Regions from separate parts of the Homo sapiens genome. Here region 2 is linked to region 1. A link is a loop called in an ENCODE intact Hi-C map of the cell type or tissue named here. Cell type or tissue: B cell. All regions are shown on one strand.

Region 1 (8,000 bases):
CTGTCGCCCAGGTGGAGTGCAGTGGCACAGTCTCAGCTCACTGCAACCCCTCCTGGGTTCAAGCAGTTCTCCTGCCTCAGCCTCCCAGGTAGCTGGGATTACAGGCGTGTGTCACCACACCCAGCTAATTTTTGTATTTTTAGTGTAGACGGGGTTTCACCACGTTGGCCAGGCTGGTCTTGAACTTCAGGTGACTTCAGGTGATCCACCTGCCTCGGCCTCTCAAAGTGGTAGGATTACAGCCATGAGCTACCATGCCCGGCCTGTCATACTTTTTTTCGGAAACAAAAGATTAGTTCTGTATTTCAACATTAACAATGACCACACTCTGACTCAATATTGGGGAAGTTTTGAAACCAACCCAATAGTCCCATAGACAGCTTTTTTGGATAAACATAGAAATCAACCCTTCTGATCCTAAAGCTTGAAACTTACATTTGTTTTATCTGAGTTCCCCTCTCAGGAAAGGATCCCCAGTCCTCTCAAAAAGTATCAAAGAACTGAAACCCACCAGATCATCCCATCCAGACAATGAGACTCAAGGGCCCTCATTCATCATGATTTGCTTCCTTACCCCTTGCATTTGTTTTCCCACACACAATTACATTTCTTCCCTGCTATATAAACTCCTAATTTTAGTCCATCAGGGAGATGGATTTGAGACCGATCTCCCGTCTTCTCACCTGCATCACCCGATTAAAGCCTTCTTCCTTGGCAATAATTGTCTCAGTGATTGGCTTTCTGTGTGGTGAGCAGCATGACCTAGACCAAACCTGTGGTATTTTAATAACAGTTTGAAGAGTGTGAGTTTGGCCTGAAGGGAGAAGCCATTGATGGCAGGCAGAGATGTAGGCCCAGGTTTGCCAGAGCTTCAGACTTTTTTTTTTTTTTAAGATGGAATCTCGCTCTGTTGCCCAGGCTGGAGCACAATGGCGTGATCTTGGCTCACTGCAACCTCCACCTCCTGGGTTCAGGCAATTCTCCTGCCTCAGTCTCCCGAGTAGCTGGGATTACAGGCATGTGCCACCACACCCAGCTAAGAGCTTCAGGTTTTTAAAGAAAAGAGAGAAAACAGAAGTTTTTTTTTTTTTTTTTGAGACGGAGTCTCACTCTGTCGCCCAGGCTGGAGTGCAGTGGTGCGATCTCGGCTCACTGCAAGCTCTGTCTCCCAGGTTCACGCCATTCTCCTGCCTCAGCCTCCCGAGTAGCTGTTCTACAGGCGCCCACCACCACACCCGGCTAATTTTTTGAATTTTTAGTAGAGACAGGGTTTCACCGTGTTAGCCAGGATGGTCTCAATCTCCTGACCTCATGATCTGCCTGCCTTGACCTCCCAAAGTGCTGGGGTTACAGGCGTGAGCCAAGAAAACAGAACTTTTAAATGATGTTTACATGTCTAGCTTCAAAAAATGCCATGCAGGTTGTCGGTTTCCCACTTCCAGGGTAACTGGATGGAATTTCTGCCTTCATGGTGGTTCAAGCCTGAAGTGCCTTGAGACCAGAAGTAAAGAGTTCCTTCCTCCTGCAGCACTGCTAGGTTTCCTGGAGGAGACGGTCTGTAGGTGGGGTTCCTAAAGGTGGAGAGAAGAGGAAGTTACTTCCTAAAGAGAAGGAAGATAGGGGGTAACTTCAGTGTGGCTTTTGCAGAGTTGTTCATGACAGGAATCCTATCAGGCCCTGAAGTTTCCATCAGCACAGCCCCCAACCCTCACTGTCCCACACCCTTAGCTTCCTGGTTCTAGTCTCAAGGGATTCTGCTCACTTCTGTCCTCGCTTTTTTTCTCCCTGGGAACCAAGTAACAGCTGAAGAAGTCCCAGGAGTCCTCCCATGTCCTCTCAGCAACCCAGGCTGGAGCCTACTCCTTGGTGTTGGCAAAGGAAACCGTCTTTGAAGGTGAGACCTTTTTTTTTTTTTTTTTTTGAGACGGAGTCTCCCTCTGTTGCCCAGGCTGGAGTGCAGTGGCGCAATCTCAGCTCGCTGCAACCTCCCCCTCCTGAATTCAAGCAATCCTCCTGCCTCAGCCTCCTGAGTAGCTGGGATTACAGATGTGCATCACCACGCCCGGCTAATTTTTTTTGTATTTTTAGTAGAGATGGGGTTTCACCATGTTGGTCAGGCTGGCCTCGAGCCCCTGACCTCATGATCAGGACTTCCTAACCGCGCCCGGCCCAAAGGTGAGGCCTCTTACAGCTGTAATAAAGAGAAGAGAAGGCTGGGTGCAGTGGCTCACGCCTGTAATCCCAGCACTTCAGGAAGCCAAGATAGGCAGATGGCTTGAGGTCAGGAGTTTGAGACCAGCCTGGCCAACATGGTGAAACCCTGTCTCTACTAAAAGTACAAAATAATTAGCCAGTGTGGTGGCACATGCCTATGGTCCCAGCTTTTCAGGAGGCTGAGGCAGGAGAATTGCTTGAGTCCAGGAGGCAGAGGTTGCAGTGAGCCAATATTACACCACTGCATTCCAGCCTGGGCGACAGAGCAAGACACCATCTCAAAAAAAAAAAAAAAGAGAGAGAAGAGAGGAGGGTCTGAAGACTTCCTGCTGGCTGAGTGTTATCTGCCTCAGGCTACCCTGACTTTTTCACTGTTTTTCACTTTTTTTTTTTTTTTGAGATAGTCTCACTGTGTAGCCCAGGCTGATGTGCATAACACAGCAGCCTTGAACTCCCTGGTTCAAGTAATCTCCCTACCTCAGCCTCCTGAGTAGCTGAGACTACAGGCATGCACTACCTCTCCCAGCTCGCTACTTTTCAGAAAGGGTAGACAAACTACAGTAGCTGCCTGGACACCATACTTGGAGGAGAAGGGGAGGGGGAGGCTGCACCGGATTCTGTCTTCTGAACTATGTTATCTTCCAGTTTCAACATCATAAATAGCACAGCAATCTTATATGATGGGCCTCCTGATGTGATGCAAAAATCACCAAAGTAGTATTCTTGACAAAAGTATTTACCATGAATCCAATCTTGAAGAAGCAATCAGGTAAATCCAGAATATACTAGAAAAGTGGCCTGGCCTAAACTCCTAAAAAGAAAATCAATGACATGAAAAACAAACAGGCTGAGTGTGGGGCAGAGGATACTCTTCTATATTAAAAGACACTAGAGAGACATAACCAAATCCAATTCATGAACCTTGCTTCACTCCTGGACTAAAATAAGAATGCTAAAATGGGCTGGGCGTGGTGGCTCACGCCTGTAATCCCAGCACTTTGGGAGGCTGAGGTGGGCGGGTCACCTGAGGTCGGGAGTTTGAGACCAGCCTTACCAACAAACCCCATCTCTACCAAAAATACAAAATTAGCTGGGTATGGTGGCATATGCCTGTAAACCCAGCTACTCGGGAGGCTGAGGCAGGAAAATTGCTTGAATCCGGGAGGCAGAGGTTGCAGTGAGCCGAGATCGCACCATTGCACTCCAGCCTGGGAAACAAGAGCAAAATTCCGTCTCAAAAAAAAGAAAAAAACATGGTAAAATGGCATTCTTGGAACAAGTCAGGGTGATACTGCTGAATTACTGTTGGTGTGGTGATGGTGTTTTCATTGTGTAGAGCAAGGTTTCTCAACCTCTACTGTTAACATTTTGGTGCAGATAATTTTCCTTTTCTTTTTTTTTTGAGGCAGGATCTTGCTCTGTTGTCCAGGCTGGAGTGCAGTGGTGCAATCATGGCTCACTGCAACCTCCCCTTCCCAGGCTCAAGTGATCCTCCCAGCTCAGCTTCCCGAGTAGCTGGGACCACGGGCCCACGTTGCCACGCCCGGCTAATTTTTTGTATTTTTTGTAAAGATGGCGTCTCACTTTGTTGCCCAGGCCGGTCTCAAACTCCTGGACTCAAGTGATTCTCCCACCTCTGCCTCCCAAAGTGTTGGGATTACCAGCAACCCCAGGCCCACATAATTCTTTCTGGTGGGAAGTTTAACAGCAGTTCTGTTCTCTGCCCACTAGGTGTCAGTAGCACCACACCTCTTTAGTTGCAACAACTAAAAAACGTCAAATGTTCTCCAAATAGGTAGTGGTGATGGTTGAATAACATCGTGAATATACAAAAACCATTGGACTGTACCCTTTAAAATGGTTAAAATAGTGAATTTTATATCATGTAAATTTTCCCAATAAAAAATGTTATTAGGCCGGGTGCGGTGGCTCACATCTGTAATCCCAGCACTTTGGGAGGCCAAAGCTGGCAGATCACTCGAGGTCAGGAGTTTGAGACCAGCCTGGCCAACATGGTAAAGCCCCGTCTCTACTAAAAATACAAAAATTAGCCGGGCGTGGTGGCATGTGCTTGGAATCCCAGCTACTTGAGAGGCTAAGGCAGGAAACTCGCTTGAACCCAGGAGGCAGATCTTGCAGTGAGCTGAGATCACACCATTGCACTCCAGCCTGGGTGACAAGAAAGAAACTACGTCAAAAAAGAAAAAGAAATGAGTTTCCTCCTCCATACTTGCAGAGCCCCAGTGAGTCCCTGCTCTGCAATGCTCATACCCATTGTGCTGTTACTGCAAGTCAATGAGAACGTTGGTGGACTTCTCTCCACTTCACAGAAGAATGAATGGAGGCCCAGAACAATGGCATGAACCTGTCGTTTCTTGGCCTTTTGGCTAAGATCAAGTGCAATGGCATGAACCTGACCATAGTCGTAGACAAACAAGAGGCAGAGACATTGTCTTAGTTTGAGTTCCCACTTCAGAAAACCTTGAGACAAACATTGTAGCACAGGAAGTTTATTAAGAGGATACAAGCCAGGCATGGTGGCTCACGCCTGTAATCCCAACACTTTGGGAGGCCAGGGTGGACAGATTGCCTGAGCCCAGGAGTTCAAAACCAGCCTGGGCAACATGGGGAAATCCTGTCTATAAAAAATACAAAACTTAGGCTGGGCGCAGTGGCTCACGCCCGTAATCCCAGCACTCTGGGAGGCTGACATGGCTGGATCACTTGAGGTCAGGAGTTTGAGATCAGCCTGGCCAACACGGTGAATGAAACCCCATTTCTACTAAAAATACAAAAATTATCCAGGTGTTGTGGTGTGCACCTGTAATCCTAGCTACTTGGGAGGCTGAGGCAGGAGGCTCACTTGAACCTGGGAGGCAGAGGTTGCAGTGAGCTGAGATCGTGCCACTGCCACTCCAGCCTGGGTGACAGCGAGACTCTGTCTCAAAAAAAAAATAGCCTGGCATTGTGGCATATACCTGCAGTCCCAGCTATTAGGGAGGCTTAGGTGGGAGGATTGCTTAAGCCTAGGAGGTCAAGACTGCAGTAAGCCAGCCGGGGGCGGTGGGTCAAGCCTATAATCCCAGCACTTTGGGAGGCCGAGGCAGGCGGATCATGAGGTCAGGAGATCAAGACCATCCTGGCTAACATGGTGAAACCCTGTCTCTGCTAAAAATACAAAAAAATTAGCCGGGTGTGGTGGCGGGCGCCTGTAGTCCCAGCTACTCAGGAGGCTGAGGCAGGAGAATGGCTTGAACCCGGGAGGCAGAGCTTACAGTGAGCTGAGATTGCACCACTGCACTCCAGCCTGGGCGACAGAGCAAGACTCCATCTCAAAAAAAAAAGACTGCAGTAAGCCGTGAGCATGCCACTACACTCAGTCTGGGCGACAGAGCAAGACCCTGTCTCAAAAATAAATAAGGAAATAAAAGAGGATACAAAGAACAAGCGTACAAAAATACAGGGAGGGAAGACAGCCACTATAAAGTGGGTCATAAGCAGGGTTCCACCAGGGATGCCTGGTCCCCCCGGGGTGTGGGTGGGGAACTCTGGGCTGCAGTGCAGAATGCATGTCTCAGAGAAGTTCCACCCAAGGCAGGAGGAAGGTGAGTAGATATACAGCAACCCTGTCTCAGTCCCTTGGAGGGTTGTTGGGGGAGAGTTAACTCCTAGCACTTCTGACCAACTTGTAGAGTGAGCTCAGAAAGCCCCAGACACATCAGAGGCAGATACCAGCAGTGGACACCAAGAGTCTGTTCCACGTGTGTCTAAGCATACTTATCCCCCAAAATGTGGCGCCCACACCAACAGCATCAGCCTAAGGTAGGAACCTGGGAGGATGTTAAGTCTGGCTCTGCCCCAACATAATGAATCACAAACTCCTGGGGTAGGGCTCAGCTGCTAGAGTTTGTTTGTTTATTTGTTTGTTTGTTTGTTTGTTTTGAAATGGAGTCTCACTGTGTCGCCCAGGCTGGAGTGCAGTGGCTCCATCTCGGCTCACTGCAACCTCCGCTTCCCAGGTTCCAGCGATTCTCCTGCCTCAGCCTCCCGAGTAGCTGGGACTACAGGCACGAGCCACCATGCCCGGCTAATTTTTGTGTTTTTTAGTAGAGACAAGCTTTCACTATATTAGCCAGGCTGGTCTCGAACCCCTGACCTCGTGATCCGCCCACCTCGGCCTCCCCAAGTGCAGGGATTACAGATGTGAGCCACCGCGCCCGGCCAACTGCTAGAGTTTTAACAGACCTTTCAGGTGGCTCTGATGTGACTGAGCTTTGAGAATCTCTGCCCTAACCCACCATTTCTAACTCCAAAGCCCAAGGTCTTTCTGGTACTAGATGATGGCTGAGGCCTGCAGCCAATTAGTGGGAAGGGCTGCTGGGGATGTTAGAGGCAGAGGAATAAGCGGCCTGACACTCAGCTCCGGGGACACCAAATAGGTGCTGGCCCTTGTAACCCAGTGAGGAGGCAGCGCTCATTCCTTTATCTTAAAATATGTCCTGAGCACTTACTGCATGCCAGAGCCTGGTGCAAATGCTTAGGGCTTACTAGGAACCTGGGGGTGGAGGGAGCAGGGTTGATGTGAAGGCTGGGTATTGAACACAAAGAATTTGGGTCTTTTGGGGCTCCTGTGGTCTGGTCCACTCCTTGGAGATACCCACCAGGAGATGACTCAGCCTTCCTAGTCCAGGAAGGCCCCCGCCTCTTTTTCTGTGAGCCCAGCCATCACCTTATTGCCTTCAGCATGTCCTGAATGGATTTTGTCACTGTTACTGGGGCCTGCAAAGCACACAGCCCTCGTGGTCCAGCTAAGACCACCTGGCCACAGGCCGGCCCACAGCCGTACTTGCAGGGTGAACCAAAGTCAAGGAAGGGTCCAGAGAAGCTGGGTCTGAATGCCACCCACCACTTCCCCATGTCAGGAGATGACACTTATGTGGACACCCCAGGGATTCCTATGATTCCTCCAACCCATCACCTTTTCTAGAGCACCCCTCACTCCTCTCTCCAGAGTCTCCCACCTTTCCAGCACTGGCTTCCCAAGTTCCACTCTCTGCAGCCTCCATCTGTGGCCTGGACCCCAGGATCCAACCCCCTAAACTCCTTCTAGGCAACCATCTTGGGCAACTTCACCCAATGACAACCTATGCTCCTCCTGTTATTGACAGCCCTGAAAAAATGGAGTTCAAGGTCATAGGCCCCATTGGACCTGATATCTTCACCAGGCTCCTGAGAACCCAACTGAGCAGCCCTGTCCTCAGATTCCAGCTCGGACATAACATTGGGGGTCAGAAAACTGACTCCCAAGGTACAAACTGGAACAGCCAGGGTGAGTGCCAGCACACAGGATGGCTTCCTCATCATAGGCCAGAGTCTGGCCCTGGGTTAGCAAGTTCAGGGCAGCCTACAAGAGGAATGAGCTGGAAAGAGCTGTGGCCAACCCAGGGAGGCCCCAAATACACCAAGTCCCAGGTCCTCCTGCTCTTGTCACCTTTCTACAGTGGTAAGACAAGACACATTGTCTGAACAGTCCCAGTTCAGAACTTCTGTCGTGGAGCCTGTAGTGCTGCAAAGGTTGAAGACAGTGGCTTATACCCAGCTCAGTTCTTTATTTTCTCTCTTTCTCTCCTTCCTTCCTTCCTTCCTTCTCTTTCTTTCTTTCTCTTTCTTTCTTTCTTTCTCTCTTTCTCTTTCTTTCTCTTTTTTTGAGACAGTCTCGCTCTGTCACCCGGGCTGGAGTGCAGTGGTGTGAACTCAGCTCACTGCAAGCTCTGCCTCCCGGGTTC
Region 2 (8,000 bases), 52 kb after region 1:
CACACTACTACAGGCTCCACCCACAAGCCCATAATCTCTACCCTTACTACTACAGGCCCTACCCTCAATATCATAGGCCCAGTCCAGACTACCACAAGCCCCACCCACACTATGCCAAGCCCTACCCATACCACAGCAAGCCCCACTCATACTTCCACAAGCCCCACCCATACCCCCACAAGTCCCACCCACAAAACCAGTATGTCACCTCCCACCACTACAAGTCCTACCCCCAGTGGTATGGGCCTAGTCCAGACTGCCACAAGTCCCACCCATCCTACCACAAGCCCCACCCATCCCACCACAAGCCCCATCCTTATAAATGTAAGCCCTTCCACTTCTCTAGAACTTGCTACCCTCTCCAGCCCCTCCAAACACTCAGACCCCACCCTCCCAGGCACTGACTCCCTTCCCTGTAGTCCCCCAGTCTCCAATTCCTACACTCAGGCAGACCCTATGGCCCCCAGAACTCCCCACCCAAGTCCTGCCCATTCCAGTAGGAAACCCCTCACAAGCCCTGCCCCAGATCCCTCAGAGTCTACGGTTCAGAGTCTAAGCCCCACTCCCTCACCCCCAACCCCTGCACCCCAGCATTCAGACCTTTGCCTGGCCATGGCTGTCCAGACCCCAGTCCCAACGGCAGCCGGAGGGTCTGGGGACAGGAGCCTGGAGGAGGCACTGGGGGCCCTAATGGCTGCCCTGGATGACTACCGTGGCCAGTTTCCTGAGCTGCAGGGCCTGGAGCAGGAGGTGACCCGCCTAGAAAGTCTGCTCATGGTGAGGAGGGCTGGGCTGGGCTAGGGCAACCAGGGAGGGCAGCCAGGGGGCGGCAGCCGCTCTGATGCCCTTCACAACCTCAGCAGAGACAAGGTCTGACTCGCAGCCGGGCCTCCAGTCTCAGCATCACTGTGGAGCATGCCTTGGAGAGCTTCAGCTTCCTCAATGAAGACGAAGATGAAGACAATGATGTTCCTGGGGACAGGTGAGGGGGCTAGGCAAGATGGGTGTGAGGCTAGGTGAGAGGGAAAAGGTGAGGCAGGACCAGGGGAAGGTGGAACAGGTGAATTGGGAGAAAGTCAAAGGACAGGACAGGTGAGGCAGGGCCAGGTGGAGCATGTGAGGACTGAGTTGCTGGCAGGTGCACCTGTGTCCACCCCTCCCATGTCCTTCATGCCCATGTCTCCAACCCTACGTGTGTCCCCAGTGCTTCTGACCGCCCTCTTCATCTCTGCAATGTCTGCCTCCCCTGCCGGTCCCCATCAGCTTGGGTGCCTCCAGCCCCTCCTCTTCCCCTTGGCCTCACCTTGGACCTGCCCTTTAAGGAGCTCTCTCAGTGTCTCGCCGTGCACCCTGGGACCCCAGCACTGCCCCACTCCTTCTCAACCCCGACTCTCCCAGAGGCCCTGGCCCCTCAACTGTCAGTCCTGGAGTGGCCTTTGCTGGTTCCCAGTTGAGAGTTGTGCCAGGTCCCTCCTTCCTCTGCTGCTGCCCAGGCTACAGCCCCATGCCCTGCACCCTTTGCAGTCCACTTGTCATAAACCATCCCGCCTGCAGCCTACTCCTACCCATGCCATCCCCAGTGGTCCCAGCTGGAGGTAGCATGGCGCAGACTGACTCCAGAGATCCCTACTACCACCTGCTGGTCCCAGCCCCTTCCTCCTTCTGGAAATCCTCCATGAACTTACCCCACTGTCTGCTGTCGGTGCATCATCTTCTTCCTTTCTGGCATGGGGGAAGCTTAATAAAAATAAACGCTGGTGACCAGGTGGTGATGTGTGCCTGTGGGGTGGTGGACCCCATTTTTCCCTCAGGCCTCCAAGCAGCCCGGAGGCTGGGGCTGAGGACAGCATAGACTCACCCAGTGCCCGCCCCCTCAGCACGGGGTGTCCAGCTCTGGATGCTGCCTTGGTCCGGCACCTGTACCACTGCAGTCGCCTCCTGCTGGTGAGGCTGATGGTGTTCCCCCACCCTTCCTTTGTAACCCCTAACCCCAGGGAGTCCTGCCCTTCCATCCTGGTCCTCTATACCTCCTCTGAGTGCCACACCCCAGTGCCCCAGGGCCCTTGGCATCTGGCCCTTGCTGAATGGAGTATCTCCCAACTCTGCAACCCCAACCTCCCCCAGTGCATGCTGGGACTTGTCCCTGAGCACGATCCTCCCGAGCCCTACCCTGAGGCCTGAGCTACTTGGCCACCCATGTTCTCCAGAAACTGGGCACATTTGGGCCCCTGCGCTGCCAGGAGGCATGGGCCCTGGAGCGGCTGCTGCGGGAAGCCCGAGTACTGGAGGCAGTATGCGAGTTCAGCAGGCGGTGGGAGATCCCGGCCAGCTCTGCCCAGGAAGGTAAAGGCCCTGGGGGTTCGGGCTCTGCCATCTGCCTTGAAGCTCCTACCTCAGCCTACTGCCATCTGCATGCTCTCTACTCACCTGCCTGCCTGTTGCTGACGGTTTCCCTCACCCCCTCACAGTGGTGCAGTTCTCGGCCTCTCGGCCTGGCTTCCTGACCTTCTGGGACCAGTGCACAGAGAGACTCAGCTGCTTCCTCTGCCCGGTGGAGCGGGTGCTTCTCACCTTCTGCAACCAGTATGGTGCCCGCCTCTCCCTGCGCCAGCCAGGCTTGGCTGAGGCTGGTGAGTGGGCTGCTTCCTCCTTCCACCCTTGCTCAGATTCCCAGTGACAGGAAGCTCGGGGAAGCCAGGTCAGCCCACACAGATAAACGAACTGGGCACCGAGGAGACCAGCAAAGACTTGGGCCTTAGAGCAGAAGGACCCAGATGGGTGGGGTTTGAACAGGGGGCCCCTGGACCTGAGCCTGGGATAGGAGCATCTCTCCCCTCTAAAAGCTGTGTTCACCCAAACTCTGAGGCCCATGCTACTGCCTCCTGCAGTGTGTGTGAAGTTCCTGGAGGATGCCCTGGGGCAGAAGCTGCCCAGAAGGCCCCAGCCAGGGCCTGGAGAGCAGCTCACAGTCTTCCAGTTCTGGAGTTTTGTGGAAACCTTGGACAGCCCCACCATGGAGGCCTACGTGACTGAGACCGCTGAGGAGGGTGAGGCGGTGGCCCTGATCACATAGTGGCCTCTTGGGGTCTGAGGACATGAGGACAAGCCCTCCCCAACCTCGGGGGCTCCTCACCCTGCCACCTTGCCCACCCACCCACCATATCCCCTTTTTTCAGTGCTACTGGTGCGGAATCTGAACTCGGATGATCAGGCTGTTGTGCTGAAGGCCCTGAGATTGGCGCCCGAGGGGCGTCTGCGAAGGGACGGGCTGCGGGCCCTCAGCTCCCTGCTCGTCCATGGCAACAACAAGGTCATGGCTGCTGTCAGCACCCAGCTCCGGAGCCTGTCACTGGGCCCTACCTTCCGGGAGAGGGTGAGTTGGACAGGGCTCCCTTGAGGGCGAGGGCTGGGGTCCTGGACTCCCACTGTCTGGCTAAGTCTGTCCTCCCACCCTTCCACAGGCCCTCCTGTGCTTCCTGGACCAGCTGGAGGATGAGGACGTGCAGACTCGAGTGGCTGGCTGCCTGGCCCTAGGCTGCATCAAGGTGACCCCTGCCAACCCTCCCACCCCTCTGTCCGCTTCCGGCACCCCCACCCCTGAAACCCTCCCATCTGCTCCCCTGAGCCCACCTCAATGCTCCCTCCCCTGACAGGCTCCCGAGGGCATTGAGCCCCTGGTGTACCTCTGCCAAACTGACACAGAAGCTGTGAGGGAAGCTGCCCGGCAAAGCCTACAGCAGTGTGGTGAGGCTGGGGGATGGAAGAGATGGGTGGAGTTCTGGGACATCTTGGCTGATGGGAGTAGGAGAGATGGCGCCAGGGGTGGGAGAGTGGGATGGGGCTAGGGCCACCCTTGACCTCATCCTCACTCATTACAGGAGAAGAGGGACAGTCTGCCCATCGACGGCTGGAGGAGTCCCTGGACGCCCTGCCCCGCATCTTTGGGCCTGGCAGCATGGCCAGCACAGCATTCTAAACTATTCACCCATGGGTTCCTGGTGCCCCTTTCCCCCCACTTTCAGGGCTCACCAGGCACTGGCAGGGAGGGTAAGGGCTGGCTCCAGATACCCCTCCCCCACAGATTCCTAGCAATGAAAATCTAATATATTCTTCTGTTGCCCCTGGGGTTGGAGAGTCAGTGCCTGCAGTCAAGTGCCTCCCAGCCTCGGCTCAGCACATCCCTTGCCACAAATCAGTGTCTGGGGCTTGGCCACCCTGCCGCTGCCCAGCCACATCCCTTGGTTTTGTATTTTATTTACAGAGTTTTACAGAAAATAAAAAAGCAAAATGTCTTTCCTACATGGCCTGGTACACTCCTGACCCTCTGCTCCAACACCCTCTGGCTGTGGCCCTGCCTGACACTGGTGTGTTCACACTGCAGCTGTGACAGTGCCATGTGCACTTGCCCTGGAAATTCAGGTGGAAGAAAGCCCAGAGGCTGGAACTGGGCTTGGAGAAGAGAGCAGGGGAAAAGGGTGGTTCAGCCTGCAGGTGGGGCCTACCCTGGGCCTGGGAACTACGGCCCAAGGTGGAGCTAAACTGGAGTTGGCCCAGAAAACACCAAAGGGTGCCAATCCCAGGCTGTGGCCTGGGAGCAAAGGGGAAGGGAAAGGAAAAACAGGAAGGGAAAGGAGGCACGGGGTGGCTGGAGCTTCTGCCCACCAGGGGGCAGCAGATCCGCGTCAGCAGATGCCAGGTTTGGGTCTTCTGCAGCCTGGGCAGCTTTCTGCAGAGGGGGCTGAAGGAGCTCCTTGAAGCTGGATGGCAGGGGAGAGGAGCTCCTTGCGGAGGGGAAGAGCTGGGACCTGGGAGGCAGGAGACCTGGATGGCTAACCTGTGACCCAAGACAGCAAGTCCCTTCCCTCTCCAGCTGTCTCCCCCTCTATAATAACAAACGTGCCTGAACTCTGTGATCCCCAACAGCCGGCCAACCTGTGCTGCTTCAGGAAGCAGAGATCCCAGGAGAGGGCTTGCCTTTGCCCCGCCTCGCCTTGCCCCAGAGCTGCCTGGCCAGTGAATGTGTTAACCCCAGAAGGCTGAGTCCTGCGTGAGGAACTGGAGTGTGGGGTGGGACTTCAGGATGGCAGGCCTGTTCTAAGGAGGGGCTGAGGGAGGCCCACACCCGTGGCTAGAGAAACAGGCTCTCCACCCTTCCCCTCTCCCTCAGCACTTCCAGTATCCAGGGGCAAGGAGGTGGTGCATACGCAGCACTTCCCTGACTCATTGAGGCCACTCTGATGTCCCAGTACCTGTGGCAGCAGCTTGGCCTGTGCAGGACGTGTCACGTTGGGGAGCCTGCCCTCAGGAAGAGCCAGTGAAGTGCCAACAGTCCTCTGGAGGGTGACCCAGATCCCCAGGGAGCCCTGCCCCCCAGTGTTTTAGAGCTAGGTATGAAGAGGTTTGGCTGGGGCTTTAACCACCTGCTGGGGAAGCCAAGCTGAGCAGAAAAAACGGCAACAGGAAGAAGCACAGGAAGCACCTGTGTGGATGCAAGTGGCTCATTCCAGACGCTGGGGCGAGGGTGGGCAGGGGCAGGCAGGCAGCCCTCTGCACACTGGCGCGGCTCTTTGCTCTCTGGGTAACGAAGGGTGGCACGGGATGGTGCAGCTCAGTATTTGGGGTGGTGAGCTGGAGCAGCATGGGGCAGAGGAGGCAAACAAATGATGGAGACCAGGCCAGCACCCAAGGCTGGCCACAGCTGGGGCCTGCCCCAGGGGTCCCTGGAGGAGGCCGGCAATCCCAGAACCGCCCCTAGCAGCCCTCAGTCCTGAGGCCCCCACAAGAGGCCCATTGGTAGAGCAGGGCTATCCACCTGCATCAAAAGCATAGCCTGTCATGGTGGGGGAAGAGGAAGTGAACACTGGTTGACCAGGTCCTGGGAAAGTGCAGATGGGGGTGACTGAGCCTGCATGAGCTCACAGCTCAGTACACAGGAGAGAGCAGGGCTTGGGCAAGAAATGGAGGATGGAAAAATGTCATCATCCCAGCCAAGGGGTCCACTGGCGTTGTCACTAAGAATCCCTGCTCTCCAATGCTGGGAAGGGACAGACCCTAGACTCTGTGCTCTGCAGAGTCCTGAGGCCAGAGCCTAGTATTCAGCTCTAGCCAGGGGTGGGTGTGAGGATCGGAAGGGGACAGGAGCTGGAATGAGGGCACTGTGAGCACAGCCAGGTGAAGCACATGATGCCTATCTGGCTCAGAGCAGCATGAATCAACCCCAGGACAGCCAGTCAGCCTCTCTCCATCAGTGGCTTGAAGGCAGGCTGGATGGCCTCCTACACCCAGGCCCATGCCCAGGTTCCTGAGATGGTGGAGGGGCAGAGAGAACCCTTGTCCTCCCACCTCTGTATCTCTCCTGACCCCCTCTGCCTCACAGGGGCCTCCCACAGGGCAAACCTGCCCATAGCATTCTCCCACCCCCTACCCTGCTGTCATGTGGGTCAGGGAGGCAGGTGTTCCTGCTGTTTGGGACTGAGGACAGTTGGGAGCCCCTTGCCTCAGGTGATGGGCAGTTGACGATACCATCATGAGTCAAAGGTATCAGGGCAGGGAAAGCGTCTGCCCAGCCTCTGAGGGGACAGATGGAAGTGGGCCTCCAAGGCCTGTGACACACTGAGAAGTGCCCTATCAGTTAAGTCCATTGAGGCCACAGTCGCCTTGGCCATCATCTCTGAGACTCTGCCCAGAGGAAACTGCTCCACGCACACTGCAAAGCAGGGGCCAGGCTGAAGTAGTCCATGATACAGTTTATTGTGCTGGCAATCGATGGAGTGTTCCCTCTACTCTCCTCCTTTCCTCTTGCCCTCTCCCAACCTTACCTTTCCTCCTGTCTCCCACTCTTCTTCCTCATGTATTCCAAGCTGCAGAGGACCAAAAAAAGAAGAAAGAAAAAAGGCACGTTTGTGAAGGCAAAGAAAAAGATGGGTTGGCATGTGGGAAGAGGATTGCTGCTTTGTCTCGCCCACAGAGCGGGGGTGCCTTCCTTGTATGTTTCTGTGCCTGGTATGTGGGTACAATTTGCTGAACCCCAGACATATGACATGACCCTCCTTTCCCTCCATACCCCCCTCCCCACCCCAGACAATCCTGGAGTGTCCCTTTCAGGCCATCCATCTCCCATGGACAGAAGGCTCTTGGCTTGGCTGCAAGGCCTGGCTTTTCTGGGCCTGGGTGATACAGGAGGGTAAGCTTGGGAAGGACTCCAGTGCCTCATATAAACTGCTAATGAAGCACAATCTATCATTTAGAAAATAGGACTGACATTGGCCTGCGAGAAAGGGGTCTCTTGTTTCAGAAGGTTGACGGCAATTGGGTGATGGCCACTACTCTGAGTTTAATGTCAAGGGTCAAGTCTCACTTGTCTCCAGATACACCCAGGGCATATGGACACTCAGTGAATGCTGACTGAGAGCAGCTGAATTGCTATACGCAACACCTAGGTTTCTAACTGTCTCCTCTTAATTTCCTTACAACCTTCTCCTCCTCCTCAGGCATGTCTTAACATGGTGAAACCCCATGTTGTCTCTACTTAAAAAATAAAAATCGCCCCACAGGGTTCCATTCTAGGCCCTTTCCTCTCTCTCAAAACATACCCCTAGATGACCTCCCCATTCTGCTGGCTTCCATCCACATGCTGAGGCTGCATGCCAATCATTCACATGGTTCTTACCTTGCTTCCAGACCCCCACATCCAGCTGCTCACTGGACACTTCCTTTTGAACATCTGGGGCATTTCAAACTCAACATGCTCAAAATCAGACTCAACATCTTCTCAAAACTTGTTTCTCCTCCAACAGCTCTAGGGGTTACCAATTTCCCAGGTACCCAAGCCATATAACAGAGCCTCATCCTTACTCTTTCCTCTGTACCCACATCCCAGCCATCAGAATCCTCCCAATTAAATGCCCTAAATATATATTTTTTTGATATGGAGTCTTGCGCTGCTGCCCAGGCTGAGTGCAGTGGCGCAATCTCGGCTCACTGTAACTTCTGCCTCCCGG

Evidence for each region. A loop is a pair of places that touch in the nucleus more often than their neighbours do. Peaks named below come from ENCODE experiments on the same cell type or tissue, not always from the same donor. Only the 100,000 strongest peaks of a DNase experiment are listed, where the experiment ranks them.
Region 2: it touches region 1 in a loop (6-fold over the local background); 4 of 110 quality-filtered maps call a loop at or near these places.

The regions. Positions count from the first base shown.
Region 1 is chr16:67,490,228-67,498,227 of GRCh38, forward strand. ATP6V0D1-DT (ATP6V0D1 divergent transcript) reads left to right here. Exons shown (of 4, transcript NR_184227.1): 3 at 1,798-1,894. Among named protein-coding and RNA genes, the nearest start is that of AGRP, 11 kb to the left of the region's middle. In B cell, CTCF peaks have their summits at 3,936 (motif pointing right) and 4,138; DNase peaks (open chromatin) are centred at 1,587 and 3,954; H3K27ac peaks cover 4,112 bases.
Region 2 is chr16:67,542,488-67,550,487 of GRCh38, forward strand. RIPOR1 (RHO family interacting cell polarization regulator 1) reads left to right here. Exons shown (of 22, transcript NM_024519.4): 13 at 1-777; 14 at 861-982; 15 at 1,812-1,944; 16 at 2,208-2,343; 17 at 2,469-2,630; 18 at 2,889-3,047; 19 at 3,177-3,373; 20 at 3,462-3,545; 21 at 3,654-3,744; 22 at 3,879-4,299. The coding sequence ends at 3,976. LOC124903703 (a long non-coding RNA gene) reads right to left here. Exons shown (of 2, transcript XR_007065094.1): 2 at 6,732-6,860. Among named protein-coding and RNA genes, the nearest start is that of CTCF-DT, 16 kb to the right of the region's middle. RefSeq lists enhancers at 25-74, 4,510-4,569 and silencers at 265-314, 4,519-4,813. In B cell, CTCF peaks have their summits at 4,658 (motif pointing right) and 4,859; DNase peaks (open chromatin) are centred at 204, 4,704, 5,444, 5,844 and 1 weaker place; H3K4me3 peaks cover 1,656 bases; H3K27ac peaks cover 7,691 bases.